Regions from separate parts of the Homo sapiens genome. Here region 2 is linked to region 1. The links are chromatin loops, found by intact Hi-C in ENCODE. Cell type or tissue: ascending aorta. All regions are shown on one strand. Links, peaks and the distances in the headings refer to the core of each region. The heading gives the core; the rest is flanking DNA. Region 1 holds the start of MID2 (midline 2). Region 2 has its middle 31 kb from the start of PRPS1.

Evidence for each region. Hi-C counts contacts between places; a loop is a spot of excess contacts. Peaks named below come from ENCODE experiments on the same cell type or tissue, not always from the same donor. Only the 100,000 strongest peaks of a DNase experiment are listed, where the experiment ranks them.
Region 2: it touches region 1 in a loop (4-fold over the local background); 3 of 110 quality-filtered maps call a loop at or near these places.

Annotation. Positions count from the first base shown.
Region 1 is chrX:107,822,387-107,830,238 of GRCh38, reverse strand. It overlaps MID2 (midline 2), which reads right to left and starts at 4,373. Exons shown (of 10, transcript NM_012216.4): 1 at 3,809-4,373. The coding sequence starts at 3,812. RefSeq lists silencers at 3,556-3,605, 3,766-3,955. In ascending aorta, for the core only: no CTCF peak of the experiment used is centred there; DNase peaks (open chromatin) are centred at 3,878 and 4,408; H3K4me3 peaks cover 1,605 bases; H3K27ac peaks cover 1,978 bases.
Region 2 is chrX:107,655,179-107,663,030 of GRCh38, reverse strand. No RefSeq gene overlaps it. Among named protein-coding and RNA genes, the nearest start is that of PRPS1, 31 kb to the right of the region's middle. RefSeq lists an enhancer at 7,618-7,852. In ascending aorta, for the core only: a CTCF peak has its summit at 3,114; no DNase peak of the experiment used is centred there.

The DNA.
Region 1 (7,852 bases), core at 3,259-5,758:
CACCCTTTTAAGGGCTCTGTGTCCCTGTCTGAAAAGACAGAGCTTGAGTTCTATGGGATAGAATGAGAAGACAACATTCTCTCCTCTTCACCAAGCCAATGAGGTTTGCTGAATGATGAAGACAGACATACTCCTTGTGTAGTTCCCTTGTCAATTATTGTGGTGTCAGCAGATTTTATGGGAGGAGGGATGAAGGAATGGACAGGCTCACTACTCAGAGCAATATTTGGATGCAATTGTGAGACTCCACTGGCACCACTTTAGGATCTGCGAGTTGAAGCAAGTTTCCCTGCTCTTAGGGAAGGGATTAACTAAATCAGTTTTATCTAAATCAATTTGCACCATTCAGATGATATGTTCATAAAGCAATCAAGTCACTCTGATTTACAGGAGTACTTCCCAGAGGTGGCCTTGCAGGGTGCAACATGCCAGACGAGAATTCTAGTAGTCATGAAAACAAATAAGAGGGACACAACCACCCTTTCATGTCCCTAGCCTCTACCCATGTCCTGCACAGCCCCTCCCTGACCTAATCCTGGAGTTGCAAGTATGGAGTTTGGCGTGGAACAAGCAGGAGGCCAAAATACTGGGCTAAATCTGGGGCCTCAGCCCAATCAGCAGAGGTCCTCTGCACATTATAGGTGCTTAATATTGTTGACTCTGCTACTAGGTGCTAATCATGCTTATATAGCCATACCCCAAATTATTTATGACACTTTTCATTAGAAGCTAACAAACTGCCCCCATATAGGCTAAAAAATGGGTGAGGTTATGTCTTCAAATTAGTCTGACTCAGATTGTTAGGTTAGAGTGCATTAGAAATGATTCAAGCCTCAACTTAAATTGATCATTATTACTCTGTATGCCTAGTTGCATGTATGTTTTCATTCAGTTGAACATGTATTGGAGAAAAACCAGATTTAGGACCTACGTACAATGATACGATTTGGCTCTGGGGGTGGGAAGCTAAAGGTTTTCAGTAAGCTAAGATTCCTGCTTACACCCAGTCAATCCACTAACTCAGTAAAAGGTAAAGGAAGTGCTTTCTTTGAAAAGTATAATGTTGGCTGGGTGTGGTGGCTCACACCTGTAATCCCAACACTTGGACTTGGCAGGTGGATCCCTTAAGCTCAGGAGTTTGAGACCAGACTGGGAAACATGGTGAATCCTGTCTCTACAAAATATTCAAAAATTAGCCGGGTGTGATGGTGTGTGCCTATAGTCCCAGCTACTAAGGAAGCTGAGATGGGAGGATTGCTTGAGCCAGAGAGGTCAAGACTGCAGCAAGCCATGATCACACCACTGCACTCCAGCCTGGGTGACAGAGCGAGACTTCGTCTCAAAGGAAAAAAAAAGTATAATGCTGAGGGTTTACAGAACCCTTTCATCTTCAAAGGACCAAGTCAAGACTAACAATACCCAGTACACAATATTATAGCTTTTACACAAGTGCACCAACTATGAAAGAAAAGTCATAGGAATGTCCTAAAGCCATAAGCCAATGTATCATCATATTTGGGATGAACTCTGATCTTCTTGACTCCTGGACCTGTGTTTTAACCACTACATTAGCTATTCTTGCATTGCCTTAAAGAAATACCTGAAACTGGGTAATTTATAAATAAAAGAGGTAGGCTGGGCATTGTCGCTCTCGCCTGTAATCCCAGCACTTGGCGAGGCCCTCAGACAGCTTGACCTCAGGAGTTCCAGACCAACCTGGGCAACATGGCAAAACGCCATCTCTACAAAAAATACAAAAATTAGCTGGGTGTGGTGGCATGCACCTGTGTTCCCAACTACTTGAGATGCTGAGGGAGAAGGATTGCTTAAGCCCGAGAGGTGGAGGCTGCAGTGAGCTGTGAATGTGACACTGCACTCCAGCCTGGGTAACAAAGCAAGACCCTGTCTCAAAAAAAAAAAAAAAAAAAGAAAAGAAAGAAAGAAAAGAAAAGAAAAGAGGTTTAATTGGGTCATGGTTCTGCAGGCTGTACAGGAAGTGTGATGCCAGCATCTGCTTCTAGGGAGGACTCAGGAAGCTTACAATCATGGAGGGAGGCGAATGGGGAGCAGGAGATTCTCACACGGTGTGAGCAGAAGCAAGGGAGAAAGAGAGCTGGGGGGAAGTGCCACACACTTTTAAACGACCAGATCTCAGGAGAGATTACTCACTATCACAAGGACTCACAGTCAACCAAGGTGATGGTGCTAAACCATTCATGAGAAATCTGTTCCCATGACGCAGTCACCTCCCATCAGGCCCCACCTCCAACACTGGGGATTACATTTGTACATAAGATTTGGGCAGGGATAAATATCCAAACTATAACAAACACATAAATCAAGTTGTGAGGAGCAACCAGGAAAAATCTAATTCACATTACATATCCATGTTAAGTTCATTGATTGGGCAAGAATATATAAAAATAGCAAAGACAGTTTCTCCCTCAGTACAGTCATGAGAGGAGACAGACAGGGGGATGTGAGGGTCGGGGGTGGGCAGGGGGAAGCTAACCATCTGGGGTACAATGAAACCACTCCCCAAACAGAAGAAAAGTAGGGGAGGAGAACTCCCTATTCAGCAACTCCCTTCTATTGGAATATTGCCAGAGAACTGATTAGAGTACTGGGACGGAGCAGAATGGGGTTAAAGGCAGCCCTTCTGGCCCAACTTGAGAATCAGAGGGATCAACCCACACACAGTACTTCTCTATTTAGTTTCCAATATATTCCTTTATAAGGGCTCATCCTCAGAGACACACAACCATCACCATCTATCCGCCCCACACTCAGAAATCCTCAAAAAGGCAAAGTGGTTGAGAAGTAAGATGCTGCATGGCTGGGAGGCTGGGAGTGCACACGTTGATGGGGAAAGGCTGGGGTCCAAGGGGCTCTGCTGGGGGATTTGGGTAGGCAAGTAAGCGTTGTGACATAGGAAGGTGAGTGATCCTGAAAACGGGTAGGGGACCGTGGAAGAGAGAAAGTAAAGAGTACAACGACTGCAGGATTTCAATTTCCTGCTCTAAGAAGAAACACCTCTGAAAAATAATGTGCAACACACGAAGTGCTAAGTAACCTAAACCTTATCATCACCAGTAATGTTTCTGTAAATCTACTCCGCCGTTATTTACTTAATTCTTACAAGGCAGGAATGGAAAATCCCCACTCTCCCTGGTTGCGTCGCAGTCTGTCCTGTGGACATATGTAAGTTTTCCCTCTCCCCCACAGAGCTGATTTCACAGCTAGGCCAGAAATAAGGAACCATCCAGACGGAGACTCGAGGATCGCTCCCTGGCAGAAAAGGGATTAAGTTTCACCGGGCCTCCCCGCCGGCAGGGCGTCCGCAGCCACGCCGGCTGCTGCGACAGCACCGCCCGGCAGACGGCCGGCCAAGGGGCGACGCCTGGGCCGAGGAGGCTGCCGGCTGCGGGAGCGTGGGAAGGCGGCCGTGCCCTTTCCCAGACTCGCGCCCAGGCGCCGGGGGATTCGCTCGACTGCCCGCGCCGGGCCCGGCCAGGCTGCGCAGAGGCCTCGGCCGCCCCCGCCCCGCACCCCGGAGTGCAAACTCCGTCCCAGGAGGGCAGTGGCAGGAACCCGGGCCCCAACAGCATGACTGAGAGCCGGAGCTGAGCTGGGGCCCCCGTCGCCGTTTCGAGCCTCGCGGGCCCCATCACCCTGCCTCGCCGAGCCGGAGAGCCCTCGGCCAACGCCGGGCCCCGGCGGCACCTGAAAAGCGGCCGGAGCCGGAGACTAGCCCTGCGAGGGCTACGACGCTCGACCTCCAGGGCCGCGGCGAGGGGGCGCGTTTTACCCATAGCGTTCCCAGGTGCCAGCCATCTCCTCCGCTCGCTCGAGGGCGCTGGGCTCTCGTCTGCCTCCGCAGCGGGTTGGCTCGGGCTCCGGCGCGAGCTCCCGGGCCCCGGTCGCCGCCGCCGCCGCTACCACTGTAGGCCGCCGCCCGCCTTCGCCGCCGCTGCCGCTACCGTCGCCGACGCCGCGCAGCAGCCGGGATCCGCCAGCCCGCGCGCCCCGCAGGGGACAGCACGGCGGCCGCGATGCTACCGCAGCTGGGCCTCCCGAGCTAAACTTAAGAGTTTTCGCCCCTCAGTCCAGGGGCAGCACCATGACACCACGGCAGCACCACACTGTCATTTCCGCCGCCGCAGAGGAAAAAAAAGGCAATCCCTTCCAAAAGGGAGGCGGAGTGGGGGCAAACGGGGCTGGGGCTGACACCCCAAGGGAGCACTGGGAAGGGCCCAAGAAGAAGGGGTGCTCGGCCACCTTCCCAGGCTCACCTTCCGCCGCCCCCGCCACTCCCAGCTCCCCCAGCCCTTCCTCTGGAGGCACGTTTACATGTCTTCTCCCCTGGCAGGAGTGACCGGAGAAACCTGAGCAAGCAAAGGCAGCCGGTGGGTGGGGCTCGGGTTACTACTGTACCTACCAGCTGATTCCAGCAGCCTTTTCTCCAGCGCCCTGTCATCTTGAAGGAAGACACACCGAGAGGGACCCGGACGGGTGTGCGTGTGTGTGTGTATGGTGTGTATGTGCGTGTGTGTGTGTGTGACAGAGCGACAGAGATAGCTAAATGTGTGTGAAATGCAGAAGGAAGGCTATGGCTAAACTCTTCTCCCACTCCCCAATCCCCCTGTCCCCCAACCCCACAAACCCCCAGGTTAGAACAAGAAAGAGGCCTTTGCAACGGGTAATAAGAAGAGAGAGCCGGGTCCACCGCAGAGATCCTCCCTATGAAGCTGCTCTATGCAAAGTTAACTACAGAGTAAAACAAAAATAGTGGAGGAGATAGAAAAGGGCAGACAATTGAAGGAAACCGAACCTCTCTTTCTTTTTACAAAAAAAGAATGGCTGTGTTTTATTGGCCTCGGGCAGAAGTTGTGGAGGTGGATTAAAACCATCAAAAGAAAAAAAAAAGTAGGATTTTTCTTGTACCTTCAAATTGTTGACCAGTAAAACAAGAGGGTCGTTACCACATGGACAATGAGGCAGATGCTAGCTATCCAGCTATTCCAGGTCCCTAATAAGCTAATTGGTCCATTTGGAATCCAGCATCCTCCCATTGGTCTGGAATCAGCCTGTTTGCTGACCTGTCATTGGCTCAGAGACCACCACCCGACTCAAAAGGTGGATGGGAGAGGGAAAGAGCAGGAAGCCCCATAAGAGACTCTGTTTCTAACTTGGGGCAAAAAGGGAGAAGAAGGGGAAAGAAATGAGAAAATGGGAAGACTCACCCCAGCACACACACACACACGCCTCCCATCATTGTGCATAGGAACAAGTCCAGAAAAATTGAGGTATCTCTTGGTATATCCCTTCAGGGAACCAATAGTAATCAGTCAACACTCCTGTTAAACAATGTGCTAGAGAGCACTGAGGTGGAAACCAAGACAAAAGTCACAACCAGGCTCTCCTGATGAAAGTCTGGCCCCTAAGAGAAGTAAAAGTTAGTGAGTCACACTTAAAGCACAGGCAACAAAAGCAAAAATAGGTAAATGGGACCATAAAACTTTCAAACATCTGCACAGGAAAGGACACAATCAACAGAGTGAAAAAGCAACCTACAAAATGATAGAAAATATTTGCAAACCATATATCGGATAATGTGCTAATATCCAGAATGTATAAAGAACTTCTATAGCTCAATTAAAAAAAAAACTCTTAAAAGTGGACAAAAGACTTGAATAGACATTTCTCCAACGAAGATATACAAGTGGCCAACAGGCATATGCAAAGATGATCCACATCACTAATTGTTAGGGAAATGCAAATCAAACCCCAATGAAATATCACTTCACATCCATTAGGATGGTCACACACACACACACACACACACACACACACACACAAAACAAACACACAGGAAAATACGGCAAGGTGTGGTTCACACTTGTAATCCCAGCTACTCAGGAGGGGATGCTGAGGCAAGAGAGTCACTTGAGACCAGCAGTTAGAGATCAGCCTGGGTAACATGAATAGAACGTGTCTCTACAAAAAATAAAATTAGAACAGAAAATAATAAGTGTTAAGGTTGTGGAGAGATTGGAACCCTTGCACACTATTGTAAAAAGGTACAGCCACTATGCAAGGGAATGTAAACTGGTGTAGCTGCTATGGAAAATAGTATGGAGGTTCCTCAAAAAATTAAAAATAGAACTACTATATGATTAAACAATCTTACTTCTAGATATATATCCAAGCAAATAGAAAACAGGATCTCAAAAAGATACTGGCAAACCCACGCTTACAGCAGCATCATTCAAGAGGCAGAAGCAAATTTAATGTCCATCAAGAGATGAATAGATAAAGAAAATATGGTATATATACACAAGGGCATATTATTCAGTTTCAAAAAAAGAAGGAAATCCTGTCACATGTTACAAAGTTGATGAACCTTGAGGACATTATGCTAAGTGAAATAAGCCAGTCACAAAAAGACAAATATTCCATGATTCTACTTATATGACTGTCTAAAATAGTCAACTCATAGAAACAGAAAGTAGAATGCTGGTTGTCAGGGACTGCGAGGAGGGAAAAGGAAAGAGTTGTTCAGTGGGTGTGGAATTTCAGTCATGCAGGATGAGGGGGATGTTCTGGGGATCTGTTGCACAACAATATGCATGTGGTTGACAATATTGTACTGTACACTTGAAAATTGTTGGAAGGATGAAGTTTATGTTATGTGGTTTTTGGCACAAAAAATTATTTTTTTAAAAGTTAATGAGTCAGAAGTCTGCTGAATCCAGCCTGATAGAAGAGGGGATAAATAAGATATGTAGTCATTAAAATAATTACATATATGCATTTGTATGATAATACATATATATATATATATATATAAAACAATCTCAGATATTATGAAATGAAAAAAGCAAAGTGCAGAACTGTGTATGATTTCCTACTATTCGCATACAGAAGCAGGCAGGTATATGTCTATGAATGCTTGTATGAGCATAGACTCTTCTGAAAGATACCTAAGAAACTGGTTACACTGGTTGCCTGGGGGTCAAGCATAGGAGGAAGTATTTAACATTGCATATGCTCTTTTGTATTGTTTAAGTTTTTTATAATATTCATGTATTACCTTTTCAAAAACAATTACGAGCAAGGAGCCTAGAGACAGAAAGTAAAGTGGAGGTTACCAGGAACTGAAGGGAGAGGAAATGAGGAATTATTATTTAAAGAATACAGAATTTCTGTTTGGGATGATGAAAAAATTCTGAAAATAGTGTTATGCAACATTGTGAATGTACTTAATGCCACTGAATTTTGCACTCAAAGATGGTTAAAATGGCAAATCTTGGCTGGGTGCAATGGCTCATGCCTGTAATCCCAGAACTTTGGGAGTCCAAGGCAGGTGGATCATGAGGTCAGGAGATCGAGACCATTCTGGCCAACATGGTAAAACCCCATCTCTACTAAAAATACAAAAATTAGCTGGGCGTGGTGGTGTGTGCCTGTAATCCCAGCTACTAGGGAAGTTGAGGCAGGAGAATTGCTTGAACCAGGGAGGTGGAGGTTGCAGTGAGCCAAGATCGCGCCGCTGCATTCCAGCCTGGTGACAGAGTGAGACTCTGTCTCAAAAAAAAAAAAAGGTAAATCTTATTTTATGTATATTTACCACCATAAAACAAATCAAAAAAATGAAAGGAAGAGGTCTACAGAACAAGTACAGATTATTCTATTGTGTAAGAAAACACATATAGTCTGGACACAGTGGCCCATGCCTGTAATCCTAGCACGTTGAGAAGCCAAGATGGGAGCATCACTTGAGCGCAGAAGTTCAAGACCAGCCTGGGCAACATAGTGAGAATGTGGGTCTTTTTACTTTTACAAAAAACAA
Region 2 (7,852 bases), core at 1,948-4,447, 170 kb after region 1:
AGGGGAGAGTAGTTGCCAGACAGGCCAGCGGGGAGCACCAGGAAGCCGCTGAGAGGATACGATGGGGGTTAAGAGAGGGTGGGTGGAGACTGAAGGTAGTGAGCTGCTGAGCCAGGCAGTTATTTAATTACTCCAACTTTGCCTTTTTTCAGAAGTGATTTCAGGTAGCTTGCCAGGGCACACAAGGTATGTCAAGGCAGCATAAATTAAAGATAGAAAAGCAGGGGAGGGTGGACACAAAATACGGCCAAGCATCAGGCTACAGATACATACCATAAAAACCTCTGCTCCCACAAAGGGTGGGCCAAAAAGTTGGCTCTAACTAAAGCTTTCTAGCAGCCAACAGGGAAGGGGAAACCTTGTTGTTATACAATTCACAATGTCCAGGAGATAAAAACAAACGAATCGCTCAGAAGGGCAAGTGTTTTCAGTACTAAGATCAGACAGGAATTCCTCCCGGGGGTCCTCAGAGACGATACTGTGGGATACAATGAACAACATCCTTGACAACATCCTTTCAATAGCGGTAGCAACAAGTTTCAAAGGGCTGTTTTTCATAAGGACCCTCAGGATCAACTGCCTGTATCCCACCGCAGCCAGGCAATTAGGAGCTAAAAATAGCATGTGAAGATACAGAGCAGTGTGTCTAGTATGTTCACATTGGAGGGAAATGAGAGGGTTATATATAGGTATGCATATGCATGGAACTCCTCTGGAAGAATACATTGGTAACAGTGGTTGCCTCTAGGGAGAGGAAGTGGAGGACTGTGCCCTGGGATAGGAGAGAGACTTCCTTTTCATCGTATACAATTTTATACTGCCTGGATTTTTGTTAACCATGGCTTATTTTTTCAATAAAAGCATTGGTTACTAAAATAATAATGGCATTCAGGGATCAGAAGGTCAGCTGGATTTTCTCTCTGAGCCACAGCCAGGCTGAGGATGTCTAAAGTTATCCTTGATGTTTCAGGAAAGAAGGAAAGTAACATTTATTGAGCAACTCCTGGATGCTAAGGGGCTTTCATTGACATGATCTTATTTAATCCACACAATAAGGTGCCTCGTAGACAATCAGCTCAGTTTGCCTGGAGCACACACATGAATTACACTGTTTAGTTTTCTTCCTGCAATTGGCATTTAAAAGAAATGAGCAATTAGGAAGAAAACAAGCAGCTATGGGGAATTAAAGAAAGCAGTTGTCAATGGGAGGGACTACCCATGAACTACCCACTCAGCTCAGCCTCTTCAACTTACTTTTCCCCCATCTCCTTGTCTGGGCTAATGGTGTTCAGACTGACAATCTTATGGTGGCCAGACCTCAGTCAGAAAATCAAGATTCACCCACAGTCAGGGCAGCCCGATCAAAACCAGGATGCACAGGTGAATTTGAATCTCAGAAAAAGAACGTTTTGGTATATGTCCCCAGTGTTGCATAGCTTTGTGACCATCTGGTGGCAGTGAAAATCCCAGCTCTGTACTGGCCTTTTCTGAAACCTGGTGGGAGATTGGAAATACCTTCTTGTAACCTGGCTTCCCACTTGGCCCTTGCTGACATGGGTGGGGTGGGGCCAGTTGGCTTTGTGGTGTTTGGTTATTGTCTAAAGGTTTTATGTCTTGATAGGCTGCCTCTTGCCTGGTCCTTTCCCTAGAGAGAGCCAGATTTTGTTAGGGCTTTTTTTGTGTGTACCCACTGGAGTTTCTGGGTAGCCAGTCTCTCTAGAACCCAGTCTGGGATATGTGAGGCAAAAAGAAAACCCGGGGAACTCACTGCCTCAGGTCCTGAGGTCTCTACTGGATCTGCCTTCTCTCCATCTTTCGGAGTCTTATGGTTCAATATATAATGTCCAGACCTGTTATCTGACATCCTATATTTTTATTTTCTTTAAAAAAAAAATTTTTTTTTGAGACTGAGTCTCACTCTGTTGCCCAGGCTGGTGTGCAGTGGCGTGATCTCAGCTCACTGCAACCTCTGCCTCCCAGGTTCAAGTGATTCTCCTGCCTCAGCCTCCTGAGTAGCTGGGATTATAGGTGTCTGCCACTATGCCCAGCTAATTTTTTTTTTTTGAGACAGAGTTTCGCTCGTTGCCCAGGCTGGAGTGCAATGGCGTGATCTCGGCTCACTGCAACCTCTGCCTCCCAGGTTCAAGCGATTCTCCTGCCTCAGCCTCCCAAGTAGCTGGGATTACAGGGATGCACCACCATGCCCGGCTAATTTCTTTTTTGTATTTTTAGTAGAGACAGGGTTTCTCCACGTTGGTCAGGCTGGTCTCAAACTCCCGATGTTAGGTGATCTGCCCGCCTTGGCCTCCCAAAGTGCTGGGATTACAGGCGTGAGCCACCGCGCCAGGCCCATGCCCAGCTAATTTTTGTATTCTTAGTAGAGACGGGGCTTCACTATGTTGGTTGGCCAGGCTGGTCTCGAACTCCTGACCTCAAGTGATCTGCCTGCCTCAGCCTCCCAAAGTGCTGGGATTACAGGCGTCAGCCACTGCACTCGGCCTTTTTTTTAATTTTTGTTTTTTTGAGATGGAGTCATGCTCTGTCACCCAGGCTGGAGTGCAGTCGTGCGATCTCAGCTCACTGCAACTTCTGCTGCCCAAGTTCAAGTGATTCTCCCGGCTCAGCCTCCTGAGTAGCTGGGATTACAGGCATGTGCCACCATGCCTGGCTAATTTTTGTATTTTTAATAGAGATGGGGTTTCGTCATGTTGGCCAGGCTGGTCTCAAACTCCTGACCTCAATTGATCCGCCCACCTCAGCCTCCCAAAGTGTTGGGATTACAGGCGTGAGCCACCGCGTCTGGCCTGTATTTTTATTTTCTAAATCTGGCAACTCTATCCAGGATCCCTATTACCAGCTGAGGGAGCAAAGAGGATTTGGGAATTTTGGATGAATTTTCGACCACAAAGGGTGGAACAGCAAGAAGCTTCTGCTCAACCCCTATTAACTCAGGAAATCCAGGGTTTTTTTTAGGGAATTAAGCTGACTGGCCAATTTTCTTGCCTATTTATGTTAATCAAAGTTTTGCTGTGCTTCTAGAACCTTGGCAAACTTTCCTTCCCATATATTTGCCAGTGACATTGAGTTTGTGCTAATGAGGCCCTCTGCTGTCTGCAGAGAGAAGGGCAATTTCATAAATCTAGAGGCTGTAGCAAATTTCTCTGCAGAGGAACAAGGTGGATCAGGAGTTCATAAATTACATTCAATTATGAGAGTAGCTGATCCCAAAACTTTGTGGAACTGTAATGCCCTAGATCTGTTTAATTTCAAGATACTGTATCCTCACAGAAATGTGACATAGTTTGAAAATGAAGGTTATGTCAAACTGTATTTGGACATTTGGTGACAAGCTCTCCCAGGAACCCCCAAATTGGGGTACTGGGAGCCATCTCGGGACTTCACTGAGGCAGCCTGGGCATAGCAGTCAGTGGCATTTGCCAAAGGGAAGAAAGGGCTCACAGAGGCCGAGCTAGGATGTGCACCTGTGCTAGCCCAGAGCCCTCCAGGGCCCTTACTCCACCATACTGAGAGGGAAGTAGAATAGTGTTCAAACTATGGGGCCAAGTGAACCTCAACCCGTAGAGAGGGGCTGGCTTTCCCATCATCATTGCTTTCTGCTCCATCCAGGCCTTTGCTGATGGAGTCCTGAGTAGGGGCACAAAGGGAGGCAGAGAGAGGTGGTGGGAGCTGTCACACCGCATACTCCCAGGAAGTACTGAGAAGGACACCACCCACAGTACAGCCACTCTCCTCCTTGGAGCTTTTCCTTCCCTCCCTTCAACCCAGGAGAACAAACTTACAAAAAGTACTTACTCCCTAGTCCTCCCCTGAAGGGAGGAAGGAAGGGAACTAACACTTACTGAGTGCCAGGAACCTTATCAGGTAATTTACATAATTTATATCATTTAGTGTTCACAGTAGCCTTAATAATAATAATAAGGATAGTAACACTTACCCTTGTTTGAGGGCTGGCTTATATGCCAAGCACCGCTGTTCACTTCATCCTTCACCACGTAATTCCTCCCTCTCTTCATCTCTCTCTCTCTGCTTTTCTTTGTTCCTACTTCCTTCTTTTCTTTCTCCTTCCTTCCTTTCTCCTTTTTTCCCTCCCTCCCTCCTTCCTTTCTCCTTCCTTCCTTCCGTTCTTTCCTTCTTTCCTTCTCTCCTTCCTTCTTTCCTTCCTTCTCTCCTTTCTCTTTCCTTCTCTCTTTCCTTTCTCTTCCTTCTCTTTCCTTCTTTCTCTTTCCTTTCCCTCCCTCCCTCTCTCCCTTCCTTCCTTCCCTTCCTTCCTTCCTTCCTTCCTTCCTCAGGGTCTCACTCCGTTGCCCAGGCTGAAGTGCAGTGGCATGATCATGGCTCACTGCGGCCTTGAGCTCCTAGGCTCAAGCAATCCTCCCACCTTAGCCTCCTGAGTAGCTGGGACTAACTAACATGTGCACCACCTTGCCTGGATAATTAAAAATATATATTTTGTAGAGACAGGCTCTTACTATGTTGCCCAAGCTGGTCTCAAACTCCTGGCCTCAAGCAATTCTCCTGCCTCGGTCTCCCAAAGAGCTAGGATTACAAGCCTGAGCCACCATGCCCAGCCTGAGTTGTTTCTCCTAAACCTCACAACATCATGCCGAGGTCAGTGCTGTTATTACCTTGTTATAGATCATACAGCCAAGAAGTTATAGAGCTGGGATTTGAAATCAGGTTCAACTCCAAATCCCATACTCTTAACCACTACATTGCACTTCTGGGAATTAATGTAATTCAAATTTGAATCAAGGTCTGTGAAGAACTTTCTAACCTAAGGTGCCTAGGTGAGGAAGTCAGACAGATGTGCAAGAACCCATATGCACACACACAGTCTGGAAAGAACTTTGAGCCAGAGTGGGTCTCAAGCTGTCAGTGCCCACTGCTAAGCAGGCCAGGTAAACGCCTCCAGGCAATGATTACTCTTGTGTGTAGTAAAGTAGTGGCTGGAAGAGGACAAGAGGGGACTTCTGGTTTTTTATCTGGATGACAGGTATGTTCAGTGTCTGAAAATTCATTGAGCTATAATTTTTTTTTCTTTTGAGATAGGGTCTTGCTCTGTCACCAAGGCTGTAGTGCAGTATCATGATCTCAGCTCACTGCAGCCTCAACCTCCTGGGCTCAAGCAATCCTCCCAGCTCAGCCTCCTAAGTAGCTGGGACCATAGGCACATGTCACCACACCTGGCTAATTTTTTAAGATTTTTTGTAGAGATGGGGTTTCACTATGTTGTCCAAGCTGGTCTTGAACTCCTGGGCTCAAGCGATCCTCCCGCCTCAGCCTCCCAAAATGCTGGGATTATAGGCATGAGCCACCGCACCCAGCTTAGCTATAAATGTAAGCATTGTGCACTTTCTGCTTTTTTAAAGGCATGTAACATTCTAGGAAGATAAAGTAGTTCCTTGTGGTGAGTTCCTTGGGTTTTCACTTTTTTTTCTTTTTTGGGTGTGCTTTTTGCCTCCTATATCCCTGACTTGGAGCTGAAGAAGCTGACAACATGGAAATGCCAATGGGTTTAGACCAAAACAAAGTCTTCTCTCTCAGCAAAGGACCAGAAAAAGGGCAGCCTAGAAAGAACGTTTTAAATGCTGATCACTCCATTGTAGCTACACGCCACAAGGAAAATTGTGTCCCGCCCCGCACCAGCAAAGCCTGAGTGGAGAGCAGGGACTTCATGTAACGAGACACCCACCTGCAGCCCCTGCTGGGGTAGGTGTCAGAGAAGTCCAAGTAGGAAGCTGGGACTTTCTTCCCCGCTGAATGGTAACAATATCCTGCCTCCAGTGGTGTCTGTGGAGACCACGTGGAGAGGCTGGACTTCCACCCCTACTAGGCTGTAATAAGGCAAGCCTCCCCTTCCTTGCTGGGGTGGTGTCAGAAGATATAGAGGAATGTTGATTTGACCACCACCTAGCAGTAAGAAGATCACCAGATTATGGGTGAGGCTTCTTACACATATCTCCCAAATTTTCTGTGATGCTGTTGTAAAATATCTATAATTGTTAAAAGACCCATTTTTTTTTCCTTTAGACTCTAAAGTTTAGAGTCTTTTTTTAAAGAAGGAGACATGGTCTCATTGTGTTGCCCAGGCTAGATTTGAACTCCTGGGCTCAAGCAATCCTTCCATCTTAGCCTCCCAAGTAGCTGGGATTACAGGCACTAGAGCCTTCTTTGTTGGCTTCTATTTTTCTCCTTTAGATATCTCATAACCCAAATTTATATCTTCTGCATTTAATACACTTAATTTCTTCACTGTTCCCTAGCTTTCCTTCCATTCCATAACCTCTCCCACTGTGTCCTTGTCCTCTTAAGACAAACACCCAGGATATTTAAGGCTGGCCTAGTTTACAGCCCCGTTGCTTCAGCTTCTTGACTATCTGAAGATGGCATTTGGGCAAAAATGTATTGATGATCAAAACCTCTACTAGCTACAATGGCTGCCTGTTCAGTCCTCCTGGTGAGGTCCCTCAGGCACCTTAAACTTAGCAGTTCCTAAACTTCAGCCTCATCTCCTGTGCTGCTCAGTACCAGCATCCATCAGTCACTCAGGCCAGAAAAATGTAAGTTGTCCTTGACTCCTCCCTCTCTTCCAATCCCTACATTGAAATATCACCAACTTCTGTTGAATTTTCCTCCAAAATATATTGTAAATTGTTCTTCTGTCCCACCAGCACTTTTCTCACCTCAGCCACCTTCCTCTCCCACTTGGGCAACGCACAGCTTCCTAACCAAACTCCTTCCTCTACATTTGCCCCTTCCCAACCCATTCTTCACATTACTGCCAGTCTATTTTAAAATCAAAATCTCATCCTGTTGATGCCCTGTTTAAAATGCTCAATGGCTCCTCTTCACTCCTAGGATAAAATTCAAACTCCCTAGTGTGTCTTACAATTAGGGTTCCTGTATAATTTACTACCAAAATCAGGACCCTTTTGAGAGTGAAGGGGGTTGCTGGTAATAAGTATGCAGGGACAATAGACATATGTACACTCTCCTTATACAGTCCCTTATGATCTAGTCTCACCAGCCCACCCCTCATCACAGCTCTTCATCCTACCCGAAAATACACACACACACACCCCCCCCCCACACACACACACACCCACACACACACACACGCCACTTCCTTTGGGGTGTCCAGGTAAACGTGCTATTCTGCCTGCCTGAAACACCCTTCTCTTCACTCGCTCTTTGGCCAACTTCCAGTCAACTACTTCAAAAGTCAAAGTATTTTTCTCCAGGAAGTCTTTCCTGACTCCCAAGGCTGGCTTGGGTGCCCCCCCGCAACCCCCACACTCCCATAGCATTTTGTTCTTCCCTCATCATAGTACTTATCACACCACATTGTAATTACCCATTTCCCTATCTGTTTCTTCCTCTACATCAAGTGCATCTCAGCGTCAAGGACCACGTTAGGCCGCTTCTGCATTCCTAGCGTCTAGCACAGTGCTTGGTGTGTGAAAATGCACTGAGCTATGCCCTTAGGGCGTGCACACATTCCTGTCTGCTGAATGAGTGTGGACTGGGCACGGTGTTGTCCCGTGGTTGCGGAGGACATACAGGGGAAGAGGGGGCCAGGAGGACCGACAGGTGCCACTCCTTCCACTGCTGCCACTCCTTCCACTGCTGGAGCCCCCAGTCCTGTTGCCCTGGGTGCCCCTTCCCTCCATCCTCTCTGCTAGGCGCCCCCTAGTGGCAGATGGACAGCAGTGACAGGCCCTGTGAACCAGGTGGCGGCGGCAGGAAAGGAAGCGAGTGTGTGCGCGTGGAGGGGGAGGGGGTGTCCTCAGCCAGGAGGCAGCTGTGCAGCCAGTCCTAGGGAAAGCTGGGA